2 separate regions of the Mus musculus genome follow, and region 1 is linked to region 2. A link is a contact called in ENCODE Hi-C or POLR2A ChIA-PET data. All regions are on one chromosome and are shown on one strand. Each heading gives the region's core, a stretch centred on a gene start or an enhancer-like site at or near the end of the contact. The rest is flanking DNA. Distances are from core to core; before and after follow the strand shown. Region 1 holds the start of Lyrm9 (LYR motif containing 9). Region 2 has its middle 34 kb from the start of Lyrm9.

Evidence for each region. A loop is a pair of places that touch in the nucleus more often than their neighbours do. ChIA-PET counts read pairs that join two places held with the same protein, here RNA polymerase II (POLR2A).
Region 1: a loop to region 2 is called in a map of left cerebral cortex, with 5 times the contacts of the local background. The contact joins the promoter of Lyrm9 here to the enhancer-like site in region 2. A Hi-C loop is called at or near these places in 6 of 37 maps with a recorded cell type or tissue (adrenal gland, heart and left cerebral cortex). POLR2A ChIA-PET finds 5 or more read pairs at or near these places in 2 of 5 experiments (both embryonic stem cell).

What each region holds. Positions count from the first base shown.
Region 1 is chr11:78,824,036-78,829,740 of GRCm38, forward strand. It overlaps Lyrm9 (LYR motif containing 9), which reads left to right and starts at 2,560. Exons shown (of 4, transcript NM_001076681.2): 1 at 2,560-2,601. It also overlaps the pseudogene Gm23219.
Region 2 is chr11:78,789,827-78,795,564 of GRCm38, forward strand. No RefSeq gene overlaps it. Among named protein-coding and RNA genes, the nearest start is that of Lyrm9, 34 kb to the right of the region's middle. Within about 2 kb of position 1,925, at least 1 of the 3 ENCODE cell types and tissues checked has a DNase peak (open chromatin) inside an H3K27ac peak, as active enhancers do; it is left cerebral cortex, where a contact is called at or near this core.

The DNA.
Region 1 (5,705 bases), core at 1,310-3,809, 35 kb after region 2:
TCAAGCCTGCCAGCCTGAGTTCATTTTCCTGGACCTACACACACACACACGCACACACACACACACCACAGCACATACACATAACAATAAGCAAATACATGTAATTTTTAAAATCTGGAGGTTGAGGTAAACTGAAAAGCATCAGAATGTCTTGCCTCTTTCTCTACAGAGCAGTTCCAAAGCTGCCACTACACGTCATTACAGGTCAGGCTTCATGACACGAGTTCAGAACATGGCCATTTGGTTCTGAGGGGGAGCCGATAAATTCCCCAGGGAGGAGGGATCTCCTGCACGGCCAACCCTTGAGTGATAAATTTCTTAAGCAAAAGGTCTTTAAAATTCCACTGACCTGTGCTCGCTTCAGCAGCACATATACTAAGATTATCACAGCCCCTGTGCAAGGATGACACGCAAATTCGTGAAGTGTTCCATATTTAATAAAAAAAAGAAATTCCACTGACCTGTAAATATCATGCAGCCTGACACCAGGGCGCCCAGCTGCCAATCTCAGTGTGGAAGAAAATGACAAGATGAGAATGGGTGGGTTTCCATTAGGTTACAGACTTGGTGCTATTTCAGTGAATGCTTGGACTGGTAAGAATTCTTTAGTTTTACTACTGAAATGAAAAGAAATTTAAAGTTTCTGTCAAGTTAAAAAGAATCACTATTTCCTTATTCTTTTTTTGTTTTTTATTTTCTTCCTTCCTTTCTTCTTTCTTTTGTTTTGTTTTGTTTTATTTGTGTTTTTTTTTTTTTTTTTTTTTTTGCTTTTACAAGACAAAACAGCCCTGTTTCTCTGTGTAACAGCCCTGGGTGTCCTGGAACTCGATTTGTAGAGCAGCCTGGCCTCGAACTCACAGAGCTCCACCTGCCTCTGCCTCTGGAGTGTTTGGATTAAAGGTGTGCACCTCCTTGCCTGGCTTGGATTATTCTTAAATCCAAGTTCTCACTGTGACTCGGTAAAAGAAAGGGAGCTGCTATCCACATCTCTCCCTCAAGCTAAAAAATAAAAAAATTTCTTTTCTGTTCTTTCTCTTTTGTGCTGCCTAGCTGTCGACAAAGAGTTTTCGAGAAAGATAAATGTTGTGTCTCTGTAAAGACAGAAGTAACACAAGAGGCAGGAAGGTGGAGCCTTTCGGAGGTAGAGCTAACAGCTTGCTTCTTGAATATTTTATGACCTAGGTATTAGAATGAGGCTTCTGAAGCAGGAACACGGAGATCTAGGAACAAAAGAGGGGGACTGAGAGAACAGATTGAAATTTCTTAAAAATATGAAAGGATCTTAATGTTGTACGAGAGAGTGGATTGGTGTCCCAGCAGGTTGCTCCTAGTAAGGGCTCTAAAAGCGTAATGATTTATTGATTGGATCTGCACTAATGACATGCCGTGATTATGCATGGGTAAATAAAAAGGCTGATTTATGAGGGTGCATTCGGATCTTTCAGATACAGTTGGTCCAAGTCTACAGTTTGAAAATAAATGAAGGAAATTATCTGGGTATTCCAGGGGAAGAATCCTCCCACACAGATTTGAAGACGGGGTAGAGTGTTAGCTGAAGAGGAGGAAGGGGGTGCTTTGTGTGTGGGGGGGGTGCGGGAGGGAGACGGTGGCATTCTAGAGAGTTGAAGATGAATCAGAGAAAGGAAGTAGTTCTGTTAAGAAATAGCCCCTGCTTCCTAAGAGGAAGAAAAATAGACTTCCGAGTGCTGCTAAACAGCGATGTTTACTTTTAAAAAATGAAGAAAAAAGGCATTATAAGCAATTGTCTTGTTAAAGCAGCTACATGAGGAGCGTGTGTAAGGAAATCGGGCTTTTCATTATAGGTAGATTTTTTTTAAAGCCCCGAAGAGGAAAGATGAAGAGAAGCAATGTTATCCACCGGCGCCCTTGCTGCCTTTCAGACAGCGGCCCAGAGAAGCTAGAAGCCTCATTGAACAGGGCGTTTGTCTCATGAAAAAGACCTGTCTTTATTTCTTTCAGGATATAAAACTTGTGTTTAAATCAATTCAGAGAAGCATTCTGACTTTAAACATGCGCGAGTGGGGAGAACCCGTTTAATGAAACAGCATTATTTCATTTTCAAAAAATGATCCCGGCAGTAGCTGCAAGTTAAGATTCTTCATTCTCTCCCTCGATTATAATTATAGCAGAGTTGAAAGGAAGCGTGCCTATTACTGTCATATGTATTCTTCTGACAGGTGTTGTGGGACTGTAATTTGATCAAGTGACTCGAAATGAAGACTCCCTTCCAAACATAATTCCTGTCATCAACATAACAACAGGAAGGACACGTCCTTCAAGAAGACGTTTCACAGATCTTGAGCACCCCTAATATTCTCCATTCGTGGGAATATGAAGAAGAGCTTGCCATCAGAGTTTGTATCCAAGGTTGTAAGGGAGACAAGGAAAAGCGGGCCGTGGTTCCAGCCAACTGGGCGGGGTCGGATCAGGAAGCCCGCACCCAGTAGGACCCCGAGTCCCGCGGATGGCCGGCAGAGGGCGCTAGGGTACCAGGCGGGGGCGGGGCTGCGCTTGCTTCTGCCGCGCAGGCGCAATCGTGTCGCTCGCGGTGTCTCCAGTTGGCGTCCGCCGGGAAGGCGGGTGAGCCGCGCTGCGCGGGCCCTTGGGCGGGGACTCGGGGGGCGGCAGGGGCGGGCTGGGGATTACCGAGGCTGCCTGCAGGGCCGGGATATGTGGAAGCCCTGGGGGCGATCTGCGGGCTCTCCAGGCTTTCCCCTAGTGCCAGCGACACCTGTCGCAGCCATAGTTGCCGCGCCGCGGAGGAGCGTGGGAGGCCGGGATGCGGTGTCGGAGGACACGGGGAGCCAGGTCTCTGCCATGTGCTGCTGGCATCTGCACTCGGCTGGAGCAGCCTCCGTTCTATGGTTTTCAAAGAGGAGACGTGCTACTCTCACTCGGTCTGCAGGAACACCCTGTTACCAGGAGTATCTGGAATAATTTTGGTCTTTGCAATATGTAACCCTATCTGGCCTTGAACTCGTAATCCCCCTGCCCCAACTTCCCAGTAGTACTGTGATTCCCGGCCAGTGCTAAAGTGCACACGTTTAATAACATTTAGAATGTGCGCAGATGTGCATCTATGGCCACTGTTGATTTTAGAACATTTACCTTGAAAGAAAACCATCTACATTTGCTGGCAAAACCCCTCTCCAGTCTCGTCCTTTCTCTTTGCGCTAGGCAACCACTTAGCTGATTTCCATAGATTTTGTTAGTTCTGAACATTTCACAGAAATGGAATCAATCATATGCAGCCCCGGTTATTGGTTTCCTGCGTCTTTTATGCCTCATTCAAAGCACGCACGTGGTAGCATATGTAAGTGCTTCATTCGCTTTATTACAGAATAATTTTCCAATGTTTGCCTGGATCAGATTTTATCTCCCCATGTGCCCAGTGATGGCCCTTGGGACTCATTTGAAGTCCTTACTCTTACATACCTGTCTTCTGGGTATAAGGTGGGGGTGGGGGTGGGGGTGGGCCAAAGAAAGGGAAGGATAAAGTGTATATCCTTGGGTGGCACGTGGGATTTGGCCAGGAAGAAAGAGACTGATTAGCTTAGCTGCTAACTAGGAGCTAGGAACAGCTCCGTGGTAAAAAGGTTGCCAGGCATCGTCAAGCCCCAGGATTCATTTCCAGCATCCCCACCTCCCACAGGGATGGACCAAAAACTGGTTCTGAAGGGTGTGCCGGTGGGAATGTAGGGAGGCTGGCCTGACCTTGGCTGTGTGGGAGAGGGACGAGGGGAGGCAGGATTGCTGGAAGAACATAAATATGCCAGATGGAGCCCTAGGGTGGGCGGGGGCAGGGAGCTAACCATTCCTATTTTCAACTTTCTCCATCATGAAGATTAATTGCGTATTTAAAAAAAATGGCTGGTGCAGGCTTAATTTAGCTTTTATCAGTACTCAATTGGGCATAATTTCGGGTTATTTTCTGCAGTTCCATTATCTTTTTAAATGTATGACTCTTTTTCCAATTATTTTTAGGTGACCCGTGTTAGGACACAGGTTAGTGATAACGACAGTGAGCTTACCTGTGATTGGGTCTTTTCTTCTTAGCACCTGTGCCAGCATTGTCACCTGGCACCCAGGAAGTTCCCTTTATGCCCCCCGCCCCCACCAATAGGTCATGTTCTTTAAGCTTTATAAACTGGTTTTGTTTCAGTTTTTTTTTTAAAGATTTATTTATTATGTGTAAGTACACTGTAGTTGTCTTCAGACACACCAGAAGAGGGCATCCAGTCTTGGGACAGATGGTTGTGAGCCACCATGTGGTTGCTGGGATTTGAACTCAGGACCTCTGGAAGATCAGTCAGCGCTCTTAACTGCTGAGCCATCTCTCCAGCCCCTTGTTTAAGTTTTGAGACAGGCAGGATCTTGGATAGCCCAGGCTGACCTCGAGCTTATTATGTAGCCTAGACTGGACCTTGAACCCAGGCTTCCTGCTTCTACCTCCTGAGTGCTATTACGGGGATATGCCACTAGACCCATTCAGTTCTGTATGTGAGTGTAATGAGTGTGTGTGTGGTCACAAGTGGAGGTCAGAGGACAGCTTTTGGGAATTGGTTCTCTCCTGCCACCTTGTGGGATCCAAGAGTTTGAACTCAGATTGTAAGGCTGGAGTCTAAGGCATCCTATCTCTCTAAGATTTTGTTTTTTAAAGCATTCCTTTGTGTGTGTGTGTAATTGACATTAGCCTGATTTTCTTTTCCATCTGTATTTGAGAGGGTGCTACAGTGCCCTTGTATTTCTGAAAGGAGCAGAGACTTGTGGCTAAGTTGTGAATGAATAGTCTAGTTTAGTAAGCATATCATGACTGAATCTGGTCTTGCACAGGCCCAGGAGAGTTCTTTGTGGATGGAATCCCTACTTGTGCATTTTGTTTTAGTTCTGGGGATTTAATTCAGGGACTCACACGTGCTCTGGAGGTGCTCTTAACACTGGCTTACTTCCCTGTCCCAGCCTTAGCATTCTTAGGTATACCCATTTAGCAGATGTCAGGGATGCAAGTAAGATTGTGAGCTTCAGAATCAAATAGGCCTATGGTTAGTTCCCTGCCTGACTGTGCACAGCTATGTGGCCACTGACAAATCACAGCTTCTCTGAGCCTTGGTTTCCTTATCTATAAAATGGGGCTAACGATACCTTCTCCAGTATTGTGTTTAAAGCTGTCATAATGAACTAATTAGCCTCATTGTGAAAGGTTGATCAGATATGAATGACATCAGCTTTGCAGAAGATTCTGGATAAACAAGGTGTTGGTCTTCTTAGTGGTCCTGTACACTCAGATGCCAGGGGAGATGTTTCGTGGATGAGCTATGCTGAGGACAGTTCTCTCTGTCCTGGGGTGTGATTGTCTCTGGGCTTTCATTACATAGAGATGACTTGAATAACACTCAGGCATCCCAGAGATTGTGCGGCCGGCTGGGGCTCTTATTAGACAGTACGAGATGGGGACACGGACTTAATAATAGTCCATGCAGAAAGGTACTTTGAAGTGGATGCCAGGGTCAGCAGGGTCTGAACAGAGAATGCAGTCTGAGCTGCATTCCTTGAATTCTCAGGTCACAGGAGTTGACAGGGTCATTGTTCATGGCACTGGTCCGAGCACAATCAGTCTGCTGTCTCTCACACTCTTGGTGTGCTTGAGAGTCGGGGGAGGAAGCTCAGGGATGAGGGAGAGTAGG
Region 2 (5,738 bases), core at 675-3,174:
GTGTGTGTGATCCGCTCACACACCCGCACTCCACTGCTGTTGAATTAGCACCAAGTCTTGTTAGCATGCCATCCATATTTATGGGCAGGGCTCAGTGAGGCTGAGTGACATGGTGCAGAGTCTGATGACCTTAATAGAAGGTTAGGTCCATGGCGGGAGTCTGGAGTGATCAAGCCACTTGGCAGAGATGGAGGATTTGAGGGGACCCGACACAGATTTAAGCTGCTTTGAGGCTTTTAAGCCTTTCATGGGTGTCTGTATATGTGCAAGCAAAAGAGATGGCTCACTTTTTGGGGGGAGAGGTGTGGAATTTTTGTCATTGTTGTTGTATGTATGACAAGGTCTTACGTAGCTCAGGCTGGCCTCAAACTATGTAGCCAAGGGTTGCCTTAAAGTTTTTGTTTGTTTGTTTGTTTTGGGTTGGGTTTTTTTGTTTTGTTTTGTTTTTTTGTTTTGTTTTGTTTTGTTTTTCAAGACAGGGCTTCTCTGCTGTGTAGCCCTGGCTGTCCTGGAACTCACTCTGTAGACCAGGCTGGCCTCGAACTCAGAAATCCACCTGCCTCTGCCTCCCAAGTGCTGGGATTAAAGGCGTGTGCCACCACTGCCTGGCTTAAGTTTTGTTTTGTTTTTTTGTTTTAAATCTTTGTATATGTGCGTGCCTGAGTGTGTGTGTGTGTGTGTGTGTGTGTGTGTGTGTGTGTGTGCCTTCATGCATGCAGTGCATAAGGTCCCATGAAACCAGTTACTGACAGTTGCAAGCTGCCGACTGTGGATGTTGGGAACTGAACCCAGGTCCTCTGAAACAGTACTAAGCGCTCTTACTCACTGAGCCATCTCACCAGCGCTAACTTGGAGCTTTGTTTATTCCTTATGCCTTTGCCTTCTGAAGGCTGGAATCATGGGCATGTGCTGAGATCATAGATTTGCCTCTCTAAGAGGCCAGATCTCACAGCCCAAAGAAACCGGCTGCCCCACCCCACCTCACCCCCGCCTCCCCGTCTCCATCTTTCCCTGTCTCTATCTCTTTCTCTCTGAAACAGTTAAATCATTGCGCTGAGGCCCCAAAGCCTCTAATTTATAGCCTGAGCCAATACCTTTCTCCTGCATACTCTTTGCCACATCAGCCTGGGACTAAATCTGTGTGTAACTTGCTTTCACCCCCTGAAAAGATATAAAAGTCAGATATATTCCTTTGTGAGATTTCTCAGAGATCTCCTCTGGGCCTCCCCTGACTATCCGAATCATGGTGGTCCATCCAGATCATGGCGGCTCTGTATCTTTCTTGTTGTTACTTTTAGTTATCCCTCTTAAAGATGCTTCTCTTCAGGTTTGAAAGGTTGGTCCCTCACTCCCTTCAAGACTCCAGGCATGCTGTCTCGGGTACAAGGCCCTGTCTGTTTCTAAGGCTATCCCAGCTCAAAGCTTGATCATGGCCTCAGGGCTCTGTCTCCTAAATAAAGTTCATTCCTGAAGGTAATTATACATCAGCTCCTTCGAAACCAACCTGCCACGACTCTCCTTATCTATATAACAGGCCGTAACCGCCCCCCCCCCCCCCCCCCCCCAGTTTATGCTATGTTGAAGATGGACCCTAGAGCCTGGTTCACACTTGACAGACATTCCACCAACTGAACTACTTCCCTATCCCCAAAGTTATGCAAAAACAAAAAAAAAACCCAAAACAAACAAACAAACAAAACCCAACAGCAACAACAACAAACAAAAAACCCTAGATATCACAAAGAACAGGAAGCTGATGGGGGAGGGAAGAAGGAGAAAATAACAAAAACTCCAGGCCTTGCTCTGGACTGCCTCAGAACAATTCAGAAAGTACATCACCAGTCTGGTTTAGACTGGTTGTGAGTCTGTTGCAATGACCTCCCATGCTTGGCAAGCCTCCAGTGGCTGAGAAAGTAATATGCCACGGGCCAAGTTCCATAATTTATCGAGGGGAAGGCTGGCTCTGCAGTTGGCACCCCTTCAGCTAGCCAGCTTTCATGGATACAACACATCCGATGGATCTGGCTCAATAAATTCAGGTCCATAAAGTCTGAAGTCTGTGCCTTTTCCAGTAACACAGAGTCTCTGTCCCCACAAATGCAGACGCTGTTCCCTCTCACAGATCCTTTCCCTGGATTCCCTGTTCCCAAGATTTCCAATCACTGCCCAGAAAGGTTCCTGGGAACCTTCACCTGCCTCACAACCCTCTGGGGCCCCCAGAGTAGTTCAAAAAGACTCTGGGGGAGGTCCCTGAGGAGACCCAACCAGATCTTTCCTGAATCTTCCTTTTCTCTGGCGGTTGGAGATGCCCTGCCAGTTGGAGATGCTGAGCGGCAGGGGCTGGAGGGGAAGGTGGAGGTTCCCTTTTAGACACCTGGTCCTTTCACCTATTGTTCGGCTTGGGCTGGCAGCTCCCTGCCGCCTAATCACCCTCTGCTCATTAACAAGCTGTACTCATTTGCATGTCTAAATATCCCTGTACTTAGAGCACAGCCCATTAGTCGCCTCCTTATATCTAACAATACAGGGAAAGGGCATTGAGGGGGCAGATAGGAAAGGTGGCTCCCACATGCCAGTCTCTGGTCCTGGAAGCCCACCTGAAGGCCAGGTATCCTGTCCTGTTTCATCTCTCTTAAAACCTGCCCATTCTTACAGACTGAGCGTTGCTATTTTGGAGTGACTGCCTCCTCCTCCTCCTCCATTTGGAAAATCTGTGGCTCTTTCCCAGTTTATCTCACTTATTCTTATTTTCTTGTCTTTCCTAGCTCTACTGGGAGGACACAGTAGCCCCTCAAACCACAAGCAAACAAGCTCCCCCCCCCCTCCAGAGCCCACAGCCTTCCGCATCCACCAGCTTTATGCAAATGTCCCAGCACGCCCACCCTCTTTGCACAAGCACGGAAACGGGAACTTTCTATGTATAGATCGCCAGTGACGGTTCATTTTTATACAGTTGGAGAAGCGTGAAAAGTCACCGGCTTGGATAGTGCCGTCCTAAATCAGCACAGACCACGGTGGCACCTGCAGTTAATGAATCCACTCACTGACCCCACGACCCTCGGCTGAGCATTTACAGGAAAGAATACTGCTCTTACGATCCCTCCGGCTTTGGAGGAATTGGGCACCAGCTTCCTGGAAAAATACCCAGGAAAAATACCCATAAAACAACAGACTCAAGAGAGGACCAACCCTGAAAGATGGAACACCTGGACTGAAAGCTTGTGCCTGGCTTGATGGCAACACTTGCCGTACCAACAAACAAGAGCACCATAGCACAGAGAGGTTAAACGAGTTTATAAAGTCACACAGCTTATCAAATCTTGGTATGTGCAGAATTCAGACGTGGCCAGGCTGGTTCCACCTATGGTCACTTTGGAGGTTCCCGCGTGGCAGAGGCTCCCGAACAGTGGAGGCTCCCGCATGGTAGCTGAAATAACAGGATGCTAACTTTGTTCCTTGCTTGTTCACAGTTGCTCACACACACACACACCCCTCCCGCGCCTGCCCGGCATCCTGTTCTTCTTTAAAGAATTCACTTCTGTAGGTGGCTGGGGTGGTTCGCCTTCCACGCTTAGCTTCTGCAACTGGTCTTTATTGGTTTAGACCAATTGGAATACCTGCTCACTGTCAGCCACCATGATTGGCTGCAGACAGGCAAGTGGCCACAAAATGTGACTTTAGTCTTCCCGAAGGAGTTCCTGAGAGAGAAACTCCCTCTTCAATGGACCAGTGAGGCTGTAAAAAGATGCCTGCTGGGCAGACCAAGTGAGAGCACTGTACAGAGTTTCAAAAGGAATCACTGGGACGCAAAACAGGCAGACAGAAATACAGCAAGTCCTTAGTGAAACTATGAGTTGCTGGATCAAGCTTTGCCTGAAACTAACAGTAATTCTAAACTTGCCAGTAGCCTGACACACAGTAGGGTCTCAATAAATATTTGTTGAATATACAAGTTTATGAAAATCCCTTTTTGATTTGTCCGCTTTGAGTTTCTATCACTGACTTATGAAATGAAAGATTCCTACTGGATATACGTCTACACACACATCAGAAACAAACTTGAGCCATGGTAGACACAGTGCATGCTGACAGAGGTTGGTCTTGTTAAAGCAACTCTCTGAAGGTGGGCTTCTGTCTTTACACGTGAGTGTATGCATGCCCACACCCACTCACACACAAGCATATATGATGTAGGTGTGTGCATATTTCTGTATGTATACCTGTGTGGGGGTGAGTGAGTGCACATGTGTATGAATGTGGAGGCCAGAGGTTGATGCCGGCTGCCTTCCTTTATCTCTCTCCACTGAAACTGGAGCTCACCCCTTTAGCAAACCCAGTGCCATCAAGCTCCAAGGAGTCTCCTGTCCCCACAGTAGAATTACAGGCTTTCACTGCTCACCTGGGTTTCACATGGGTCTGGGAATTCAAACTCAGGCCTCCATGCTTATTCAGCAGGCACTTCCACACCCAGCCATCTCCTGATCACCCTGTATCTTGTCTCTGACAAGCATGAGGCCCTGGTCCAGCATCTGTGTGAAACAGCAGAAGGCTTCTTTACGCTGCAGACTTGTTGAAAGTAATGTAAGATCTGTGAAGGGTGAGGGAGCCCACACTCTTATCCAGTGAGGGGTGCCGAGTGTGACGCGTATTCTTAGGCCCCATGGTGCTCAGCAGGAGGTCTTCACACCTCAGACACGTGTGGGGTCCTCCCAGCATGGCTGGTGAGAGGGTGTTCATGGCCTGCCAGAACTTGTTTTCTGGTTCCCTGCCTAAAGGTTTCCCAGGTCTCAAGACAATGCCACCATCTTGGCTTCAAGTGTTCAAACACATGACCCTACGGAGTACATTGCACATGCAAACAGTAGCACCCCTGATTCATCTGAGCTCTCAGAGCTGGGGCTCAGCTGCTGGCCTTCCTTTGGGACATTATTAAAGCCAGGCACTGGGCTCTGTGCTAGCTTGGAACTCAGCCTTTGGGAACTAAGCAACACCAGGTCTGTGCCTATAACCCTAACACTTAAGAGGTGGAGGCAGGAGGATCAAGTGTTCATCCTCCACTACACAGGGAAATAGAGGCCAGCCAGGGCTACCTGAGACCCTGCCTCAAACAAAACAAACCAAAGAAGCCAAGGGGTTTTGCATGTAAAGGGCTCTTTCTCTTTCCTCAGCACAGCCCCTCACTGACGGCTGCAGTCAGCAGTCATTAGCAGGTCCGCAGTGGTGGGAGACTCAATTCACACCTGCTTCAGGCAGAAATCACTCAGCCAATGAGGAACAGACAACCTTCCCCTTCCCTTTAGGGATAAAAGATGAAGGCCATTGTAGCCACTTCTGCCTGCTCTCCAGCTTTTTGAGCTACGCGTTGTTCCTCAAAGAAGTACATTTTTGTCTTGCTGAGACACCTGTTTTTAAGGCAGTTGGTTTGCAGCCTCAATCTTGTCTAACGCTCTACCACTTCCTCCATGTTTGTTTGTTTGTTTTCAAGACAGGATCTCTCTGTGTAGTCCTGGCTGGCCTAAAACTCACGATGTAGACCACGCTGGCCTCCAACTCACAGAGCTGTACCTGCCTCTGCCTCCTGAGTGCTGGGGTTAAAGGTGTGCACTACTAGACCCAGCTCTCACCTTATTTTTTGAAACAGGATCTCTCACTGAACCTGAGGTTTGTTAATCTGGCTAGATTATCCAGCCAGCAAGTCCACAGGCTCTGCCTGTCTCCTCCCCTCAGTACGCACCATG